Linked DNA regions of Homo sapiens: region 1 is linked to region 2. The links are chromatin loops, found by intact Hi-C in ENCODE. Cell type or tissue: B cell. All regions are shown on one strand.

The links. Peaks named below come from ENCODE experiments on the same cell type or tissue, not always from the same donor. Only the 100,000 strongest peaks of a DNase experiment are listed, where the experiment ranks them.
Region 1: it touches region 2 in a loop (4-fold over the local background); 5 of 110 quality-filtered maps call a loop at or near these places.

Annotation. Positions count from the first base shown.
Region 1 is chr6:167,348,910-167,353,909 of GRCh38, reverse strand. No RefSeq gene overlaps it. Among named protein-coding and RNA genes, the nearest start is that of TTLL2, 26 kb to the right of the region's middle. RefSeq lists enhancers at 2,135-2,429, 2,253-2,931 and a silencer at 2,642-2,911. In B cell, CTCF peaks have their summits at 2,138 and 2,337 (motif pointing right); DNase peaks (open chromatin) are centred at 1,679, 2,369 and 3,569; H3K4me3 peaks cover 2,027 bases; H3K27ac peaks cover 1,500 bases; H3K27me3 peaks cover 1,466 bases.
Region 2 is chr6:166,784,618-166,789,617 of GRCh38, reverse strand. It overlaps a transcript of RPS6KA2 not described here. Among named protein-coding and RNA genes, the nearest start is that of RPS6KA2-AS1, 120 kb to the left of the region's middle. In B cell, CTCF peaks have their summits at 2,533 and 2,733 (motif pointing left); a DNase peak (open chromatin) is centred at 2,717.

The DNA of each region.
Region 1 (5,000 bases), 560 kb before region 2:
ATTTACTGCATTGACTGACTCTTCCTCTCATGAAAGGTTTCTCTGTAGCATGCGATGCTGTTTGATAGCATTTTACCCACAGTACAACTTCTTTTAAAATTGGAGTCAATCCCCTCAAACCCTACCCACTGCCCCATCAACTAAGTTCATGGAATATTCTAAATCATTTGTTGTCATATCAATAACGTTCACAGCATCTTCACCAGGAGTCAATTCTATCTCAAGAAACCACTTTCTTTCCTCAACCATAAGAAGCCACTCCTGATCTGTTCAAATTTTATCCTGAGATTGCAGCAATTCAGTCACATTTTTAGGCCCCACTTCTAATTCTAGTTCTTTTGTTATTTCCACCTCATCTACAGTTACTTTCTGCAGTGAAGGCTTGAACCCCTCAAAATCATTCATGAGGAATGAAATCAACTTCTTCTAAACTCCTGTTAATGTTGATATTGGTTCTCCTCCCGTGAATCATGAATGTTGTTAATGGCATCTAGAATGGTGAATCCTTTCTAGATGGTTTTTAATTGACTTTGCCCAGATCCATCTGAGGAATCACTATCTATGGCAGCTATAGCCTTTTGAGATGTATTTCTTAAGTAACAAGACTTGAAAGTTGAAATTACTCCTTGATCCATGGGCTGCAGAATGGATGTGGTGTTAGCAGGCATGAAAGCAACATTCCTCTCCTTGCACATCTCCATCAGAGCCCTTGGGTGCATTGTCAATGAACAGTAATAATTTGAAAATAGTCTTTTTTTCTGAGCAGTAGATCTCAACAGTGGCCTCAAAATATTCAGTAAACCACTCTGTAAACAGATGTGCTCCCATCCGGCTTTGTTATTCTACTTATAGAGCCAAGACAGAGTAGATTTAGCATAATTCTTTTTTTTTTTTTTTTTTTTTTTTTTTTTTTTGAGACAGAGTTTGACTCTTGTTGTCCAGGCTGGAGTATGATGGCATGATCTTGGCTCACCGCAACCTCCGCCTCCCGGATTCAAGCAATTCTCCTTTCTCAGCCTCCAGAGTAGCTGGTATTACAGGCACCCACCACCATGCTTGGCAAATTTTTTGTATTTTTTTTTTTTTTAGTAGAGACGGGGTTTCTCCATGTTGGTCAGGCTGGTCTCAAACTCCTGACTTCTGGTGATCCACCCACCTCGGCCTCCTGATTTAGCAAAATTCTTAAGGGCCCTAGGATTTTCGGAATAGTAAATGAGATTGGCCGCAAGTTTAAGTCACCAGCTGCATTAGCTCTTAGCAAGAGACATCCTGTCCTTGGAAGTTTGAAGATAGGCATTGACTTCTCCTCTCTAGCTATGAAAGTCCTAGATGGCATCTTCTTCCAACAGAAGGCTGTTTCATCTACACTGACAATCTGTGGTTTGGTGTGGCCACCTCCATCACTTACCTTAGCTAGGTCTCTGGATAACTTGCTGCAGCTTCTCCATCAGCACTTGTTGCTTCATGTTGCACTTTTATGTTATGGACATGGTTTATTTCCTTAAACCTCATGAACCAACCTCTGCTACATTCAAACTTTTCTTCTACAGCTTTCTCACTCCTCTCAGTCTTTGCGGAACTGAAGAGAGTTGAGGCCTTGCTCTGGATTAGGCTTTGGCTTGAGGGATCCATATCAGCAATAAAGCTGTTTCACTTTCTCGTCATTCATGTGTTCACTGAAGCAGCACTTTTAATTTCCTTTAAGAGGTTTTTCTTTGCATTCACAACTGAGCTAACTCCTGGGTGCAAAAGGCCTTGCTTTCAGTCTATCTTAACTTTGAACAGGCTTTCCCCACTAAGCTTAATCATCTCTAGCTTTCGATTTAAAGTGAGAGATGTGTGTCTCTTCCTTTTACTTGAACACTTAGAGGCCGTTGTAGGTTATTAATAGTGTAATGGGAATAGGGAGGCCTGAGGGGAGGGAGAGAGATGGGGGCAGCTGGTCAGTGGAGCATGTGGAACACACGTGACATTTATTACGTTTTCTGTCTTACGTGGGTGCAGTTGTTGGTTCCCCAAAACAATTACAGAGTAAAATCGAAGATCACTAAGTACAGATCACCATGACAGATATAATGATAATGAAAAAATTCGAAATATTACAAGAATTACCAAAATGTGAAACAGAGATATGAAGTGAGCACAAGCTGTTTGAAAACGGGACCCACAGATGTGCCCCAACGGAGTTACCACAAACTTCCAATTTGTAAAAACAAGTGCAGTATCTGCGAGGCACAATAGAGCAAGGCGCAACAAAACGAGGTCCGCCTGTGCGTGCGAACCCCTCGCAGGGAGGCTGTAAACACAACGCAGGAACATCATGAAAAAGCCCGTTCCGGCGCTGGGCTGCAGAGGGCGCTGTCGGGTAAACAGGTCATTTCGCGGCACAAAGCAGCTCACAGCGCATCTCTGAAGTAACGCGGTCAACGCGGTCAGATTCACCTTTCCAACATGTGCCATGCAACAAACTGGGTCACTGAAAACCGCGGAAGTTTATTCCTCACCCCCCCCCCCGCCCCCGGACCAGGTGGGTTGCGCCCTCAGGGAGCTGAGCCGTCCCCGTGAGGCCCCTTCGCTGCCAGCACAGTTCAGCTGTGCCGTCCCCAGCGCTGCGGTGCCTGTAGCTGGTGTGCGGAGGAATCGTGGTCAGAAATGTGCACACGTGGTCCAGACAGACGGCCCCGTGAGTCTCCGAACAGAAAAGAGGGGGGCGAGGCGGAGTCCTGAAGGCTAGGCTTGCAGAGGCGGGAGAACCAGGCAGGGGGCCACGGGCCTGCGGGGCTCCGGACAGCGACAAGGGCGGCGCCCCCCACCCGCCTGCGCTCCCGGAAGGCCGAGTCTGTCAGCGCTGCCTGCGGTGTGTGGCAGCTGCGCGCTCCTTCCCTGTGGGGCAGAGCTGGCTGGAGCCACCGCCTGAAGAAACTGGGCTCTGTCCTCCGCTCCGGGGAGGGGATCGTGGCCAGTGGATGCTGAGTTCCTTCTGTTGCCTGCCGCAGCCCACAGCGAAGTCACTCTGAAGAGCATCTCGCTGGCCTGCGCTTCTGCTTCTAGGCGGCTCTGACCTTGACACCCCTTTCCTCTTCTGCTTATGCCTTCGAATCCTACATTAAGGGAAATGGGGATCCTGTTTTGAAACCAAATGAGAAAGAACCACAACCCTCAACTTCAAAACACTTCCAGTCTCCTGAAGGTTTTTTAGATTCGGAGATCTCCACCCATTTCCCAGGGTCCTTGAAATGTTTCCTGGAGCCGCGCCTCTCCCAGTGCTCTGGCTGGAGACAGCAGCGGTGGCTGTCTTCCTCCGCGTCCTTGTGAGCACCCAGTTTGGGGTGGAAGAGTCAAAAAAAAAAAAACCCAGGAACGCCCCACCCTGTCGTTCTCAGGGTCCCCCGGCTCCCCCGGGCTTCCTCTCTCCGCCTCTCGTCTTCCTGCGTTTGTCTGATGGGCACTGCCCGAGGTTTCCGGTTGCACCTGCGGGACGGAGGAAAACGCACGCCTGTTCCATCTTCTTAGGAGGGGAATTCTGAGGCTTTTTGAATGACCACCGTGTAGCGCCTTAATTCTCCTTCACTTTCACCGGTTTTGTCTGCCCCACCTCAGGAAGACTGTCTGTGTTCTTTCCTCCATAGCCCGGGCACCGAAGGCACATGCCGTGCATACAAATTTCCTGTCTCGTCTCAGACTCCACGTGAGCTCGTTATTACTTCAATTTAATCTGCGCACGTTTCACCCTAGGAGAGATACTGCCAGATGTGGCAGCTTCTCCTGACAGATGGCCCGAGGCCATTCTTGCCCTAAAACTTCAAATGCTCACATAAAACCATCCTTCCTAACAACACAGGTTTTCCCATTTCTGTGAGGTTGACCTTTACACCTGAAGAGTCATCGAAACCCAGCTAGTGATAAAGAAGTGAAGATTTCAAAAAAACGGAGGGAGAATGGAATCTGGTCTCTGGTTTTCAAGCGATTCCAGTTGCTTGATTTAGTCTCATTGGAATGTTTGAGCATTTGAGGAAAAGGCCCTTAACTCTATTTGCCAAACCCCATAAAGTAGGAGCTGAACTGACATTTAAAATCGGAGCAGCCTTGACGGGCTTGCGTTCTTACTTGCGTCCTTTAAATCTTTCCTGGAACAGAGTTGAGAACGTATAAATGTATAAATGCGTGAAAACAGGCAATGAACAAAGTGTTCATTCCAGTCTCGTGTCTAAATTCCCCGGAACATGTTTTTTCTCCTGCCTTTTCTCTGAACTCCATGCAGGTCAAGTCACAGCCTTTTTTTTTTTTTTCTTTTTTCACAGACTCTCACTCTGTCTCCCAGGCTGGAGTGCAGTGGCGCGATCTCAGCTCACTGCAACCTCCGCCTCCCAGGTTCAAGCAATTCTCCTGCATCAGCCTCTGGAGTAGCTGGGACCACAGGTGCACACCCCCACGCCTGGATGAGGTCATAGGCTTTGTCAGCTGTACCCGCAGTCTCCCTGTGCACCCAGCCACGGTTAGAGGTCACTGTCTTGACCCTGGCGGTGACCCTTGCTCTTTGCAGTTGTGCCACCCACTCTGCATCCCTACTTGCAGCAGCTTAATCTGGCCTCTTTCAAAATAATTTCAACCGACGGTAATTGTATATATTTCTTAGGTACAATGTGAAGTTTTGATGTATGTTTGCATTGTGGAATGATTGAATGAAGCTAAATAACATATCCATTACTTTACAGGCATCATTTTTTCTGTGTGAAGAAAACATTGAAAATCTATTATTTTAGCAATTTCGAAATATACACTACATTATTATTGACTATCGTCACCATGCTATGCAACAGATCACTAGAACTTCTTTTATTCCAGCACTTTGGGAGGCCGAGGCAGGCAGATCACAAGGTCAGGAGTTCAAGACCAACACGGTGAAACCCCGTCTCTACTAAAATGCAAAAATTAGCTGGGCATGGTGGCACTCACCTGTAGTCCCAGCTACTCAGGAGGCTGAGGCAGGAGAATGACTT
Region 2 (5,000 bases):
TACTGGGGGGTGTCTCCCAGTTAAGCTGCTCGGGGGTCAGGGACCCACTTGAGGAGGCAGTCTGCCTGTTCTCAGATCTCCAGCTGCATGCTGGGAGAACCACTACTCTCTTCAAAGCTGTCAGACAGGGACATTTAAGTCTGCAGAGGTTACTGCTGTCTTTTTGTTTGTCTGTGCCCTGCCCCCAGAGGCGGAGCCTACAGAGGCAGGCAGGCCGGCCTCCTTGAGCTGTGGTGGACTCCACCCAGTTCGAGCTTCCCAGCTGCTTTGTTTACCTAATCAAACCTGGGCAATGGCGGGCGCCCCTCCCCCAGCCTCGATGCAGCCTTGCAGTTTGATCTTAGACTGCTGTGCTAGCAATCAGCGAGACTCCGTGGGCGTAGGACCCTCCGAGCCAGGTGTGGGATATAATCTCCTGGTGCGCTGTTTTTTAAGGCCGTGGGAAAAGTGCAGTATTAGGGTGGGAGTGACCCGATTTTCCAGGTGCCGTGTGTCACCCCTTTCTTTGACTAGGAAAGGGAACTCCCTGACCCCTTGCACTTCCCGAGTGAGGTAATGCCTCGCCCTGCTTCAGCTCGCGCACGGTATGCTGCACCCGCTGTCCTGTGCCCGCTGTCTGGCACTCCCTAGTGAGATGAACCTGGTACCTCAGATGGAAATGCAGAAATCACCTGTCTTCTGCGTCACTCACCCTGGGAGCTGTAGACTGGAGCTGTTCCTATTCAGCCATCTTGGCTCCACCCACCTATTTTATTTTTATTTTTTATTTTACTTTAAGTTCCAGGATACATGTGCAGAATGTGCAGGTTTGGTACATATACATACATGTGTCATGATGATTTGCTGTACCTATCAACCTGTCATCTAGGTTTTAAGCCCCACATGCATTAGGTATTTGTCCTGATGCTCTCCCTCCCCTTGCCCCTCACCCCGGACAGGCCCCGGTGTGTGATGTTCCCCTCCCTGAGTCCAAGTGGTCTCATTGTTCAGCTCCCACTTATGAATGAGAACATGCAGTATTTGGTTTTCTGTTTCTGTGTTAGTTTGTTGAGGATGATGGCTTCCAGCTTCATCCATGTCCCTGCAAAGAACATGATCTCATTCTTTTTTATAGCTGCATAGTATTCCATGGTGTATATGTACCACATTTTCTTTATCCAGTCTATCATTGATGGGCATTTGGGTTGGTTCCATGTCTTTGCTATTGTAAATAGTGCTGCAATAAACATAGGTGTGCATGTGTCTTTATAGTAAAATGATTTATAATCCTTTGGGTCTATACCCAGTAATGGGATTGCTGGGTCAAATGATATTTCTTGTTCTAGATCCTTGAGGAATCGCCACACTGTCCTCCACAATGGTTGAACCGAGTTACACTCCCACCAACAGCATAAAAGCATTCCCATTTCTCCACAGCCTCACCAGCATCTATTTTTTCCTGACTTTTTAATGATTGCCATTCTGACTAGTGTGAGATGGTATCTCATTGTGGTTTTGATTTGCCTAATCATAATACCTAATGATCAGTGATGATGAGCTTTTTTTCATATGTCTGTTGGCTGCATAAATGTCTTTTTTTGAGAAGTGTCGGTTCATATCCTTTGCCGACTTTTTGATGGGTTGGTTTTTTTTTTTTTTTTTTGTAAATTTGTTTAACTTCTTTGTAGATTCTGGATATTAGCCCTTTGTCAGATGAGTAGATTGCAAATATGTTCTCCCATTCCTTAGGTTGCCTGTTCAGTCTGATGCTAGTTTCTTTTGCTGCGCAGAAGCTCTTTAGTTTGATTAGATCCCATTTGTCAATTTTGGCTTTTGTTGCCATTGCTTTTGGTGTTTTAGTCATGAAGTTTTTGCGCATGCCCATGTCCTGAATGGTGTTGCCTAGGTTTTCTTCTAGAGTTTTTATGGCTTTGGGTTTTACATCTAAGTCTTTACTCCATCTTGAGTTAATTTTCATATAAGGTGTAAGGAAGGGGTCCAGTTTCAGTTTTCTGCTTATGGCTAGTCAGTTTTCCCAGTGAAGGGTATAAATGCTTAAAATAAATTTAAATGTAATAAAGAAGAGACAGTAACTTTTAACAGGGGGTATATTTTTTTCAACTGTGACCTTTTTTTTTGGAACATTTCTACTTCTATATCTGTACTCCCACAGCCAGACTTATATTTTTATCATCAGTATCTAGATATGTTTCTATATTTAAATCAACACAGTTTATATAATTCATAAATATCAAATCATACTTTTTATAATATTCTCTTAACATTTCATAACTTTTCCCCAAAACACTTAAATATTTTTAAAAGCAGCTAGAGTTTTCCATCATATAGCTGTACCATAATTTATTAGTACAATCCCCTATTGTTGATTACTTAGGTAAATTTTCAATTATACATCATGATAAAAAAAACACTATGATAAACATCCACATACATCAGTCTTTATCTTTGGATAAACTCCTAGAAGTTATTGGGTCAAATAATTTGAATATTTTTATATAAACATGCTTATTTTACATCTTATTTTATGCAAAATAATATTTTAAGGCCTAATTTAGGAAAAATATTTAAATTCTGGATTGAGTTTTCTATACACATATTGGCACACCGACATAGCTGTGTCTACCACGAATCAGAATTCCTGGTTGGGAAGGCCATTTAAAACCCACATTGCAAAATGGCATCAGGCTCATTTGACCTATCTCGGGCCTCTTGTACTTTTCTCTTCTGCCCTCTAGTGGTCATGAGGATCAAAAATGTGGAACTGGAATTATATATATTACTCTACTGATGAAAGTAACCAAAATTAAGCATAAAACACCTGAACTAAACTATTTTTGAGCACTAAATTACACAATTACTAAAAATTTATCATGACATAATTCAGTTTTCTTCACTTTTGCTATGATGATTTTTTTAAGCATTTTTTTCCTCCTGTGATGTGGAAGGTATGCATCTTTTAAAAGTATAATTGTAGCATTTTTGTTTATACTACTATAAAATGGCAATATCTATTAACCTAGCAATGTTTGAAGTAAATTACAAAAAAGAATACTTTTACATTCTTCCTTCCATACTACTCCCAACCGTCTACAAATCTTTGTTGATGCAATCAGAATTTTTTTTTTTGCATCCGTGATATCATTCATGAATTATTTTGTTACCTTTTCTACTTTGATAATCAGTTTTGTCACCATTTTCTCCCATTTTCATGGCCATATTAACAATCATTATTCTCTATTAACTCCTTTTAACTGGTTTGCTTTTCTTACTGCTAATACCATGATTTGTAAATTCTCCTTCCTTATGTTCTGTATTTGGAATTAAGGTTTATTAGACAAGTTCATTTTTAAAGACATTTTTCTGGGCTGGCTGAGCCAGGCTGCCACTCCTGTGTTCATATTTAGTTCTGCTCCATGATGATTAGCAAAATAAAAGGAGACTGTTCACCACAGAAGGACTTAAAATGTACTGTGATATCAGCTTTCCATACTGTAAGTGGATTGGAGGAGTCACTGTTCCTAACTCAATTTTCTCAAATAACAAGAAACACCCATAAATGATTGTTGAAAAAGGATATCTGAATTGTATGGTTTTCTGGTCACATTTGTCAGAACCCCTTTTTTCTTAGATTTTTAAAAAGAAAATAAAACCAAATGTTATTTAATTGATTATTATCTGCTATTTTTATTATTATTTTGTTAGATTTCATTATTGACCTTCTAGAACAAAAAGGAAGAAAGGTAAAAAATCTTTTTGGCAATACCTTGTCTTTATACTAACATGTCCTAAAAACATATTTGAATGACTTAAGTCTCATATAAATAAGATCGTTGTAGTAAAATCATTGAGTGCTTTATAGAAACAAGATGCCTGGAAGCAAATTGTGGTGCTTAAGAATACGGGCTTGGACTCAGCTAAGTCTGACTTCAAATGCTGGCTCTGCAACTACTAGCTTGTGACTTTGGATAAATTATTTAACCTTGTTCAGTCTTAGGTTCAACAGCTGAAAAACGGTGTTCATGTTGCTCAGATTCTCGTAAGGACCACGTGAGTGGAGCTCTCGAACCAGGAGCACCATGCCTGGCGTGGAGCAACCTTGAACTTAGTCGCTATCTTTCAGGTGTTTTCTGGTCCATTGTCTATGGAAAGTAATTACTTAAAAAATAATAAACCCTCAAGTAAGTAGAAGAAAGGAGCAACAGCTCCCATAAACTGAAAGAGCCAATAATCCCTGCCCTATACACATCTTTTCAAACCTGGAGCCAGCGACCTAGGGAGGAGACTGAGGCCGGCAGAACTGGGTGACCTGCCTTGGCAGCCTAGTGGGGGGTGGCACATGAGGGGTGAAGAGAAGAAGCGCCAAGTCCCTCCCCTGCTTTCCGGGGAATGTCCCAGACAGGCAGAGGCTTACATCAAGAATTCGGAAGATTGTCTTATTTCAGAATGAGACTGCCTTTACAAGCAAATGGGATTGTACTAGTCAGTGCTCTCCAAAGAAACAGATCTAAAAAGATGCAGACAGATAGGTAGACGCAAACACAGAAAGATTTACACATATACAGACACGTGTATACAGAGAGTGACCAATAGCTACAACCTGCTCTAAGAAGGACCTGACAGCCAGGGCAAGCTGGGGATTTTCCTGACATCAGAACCATCCTCCCAGCCCCAGCTCAGCCCGTGTACAACAGAAGCCAGGAAGCACATGCAAAGTGAGGCAAACAGGGATTATTCATCACAAATGCACTCATCAAGCCAAACTTATTCATAAATTTACTCGGTAGAATGCTTCCTCTGTCCTGGATGAGACATGGAGACCACTGCGGGACTTCTCTGGTCTCATGTATAGACATGCATACATAGGTATATATGTGGTTATAGATAGGTGTGCACGTGTGCATATGTGGTTATGCATAGGTGTGCACGTGTATATATGTGGTATAGATAGGTGTGCACATGTGTATATGTGGTTCTGCATAGGTGTGCACGTGTGTATATGT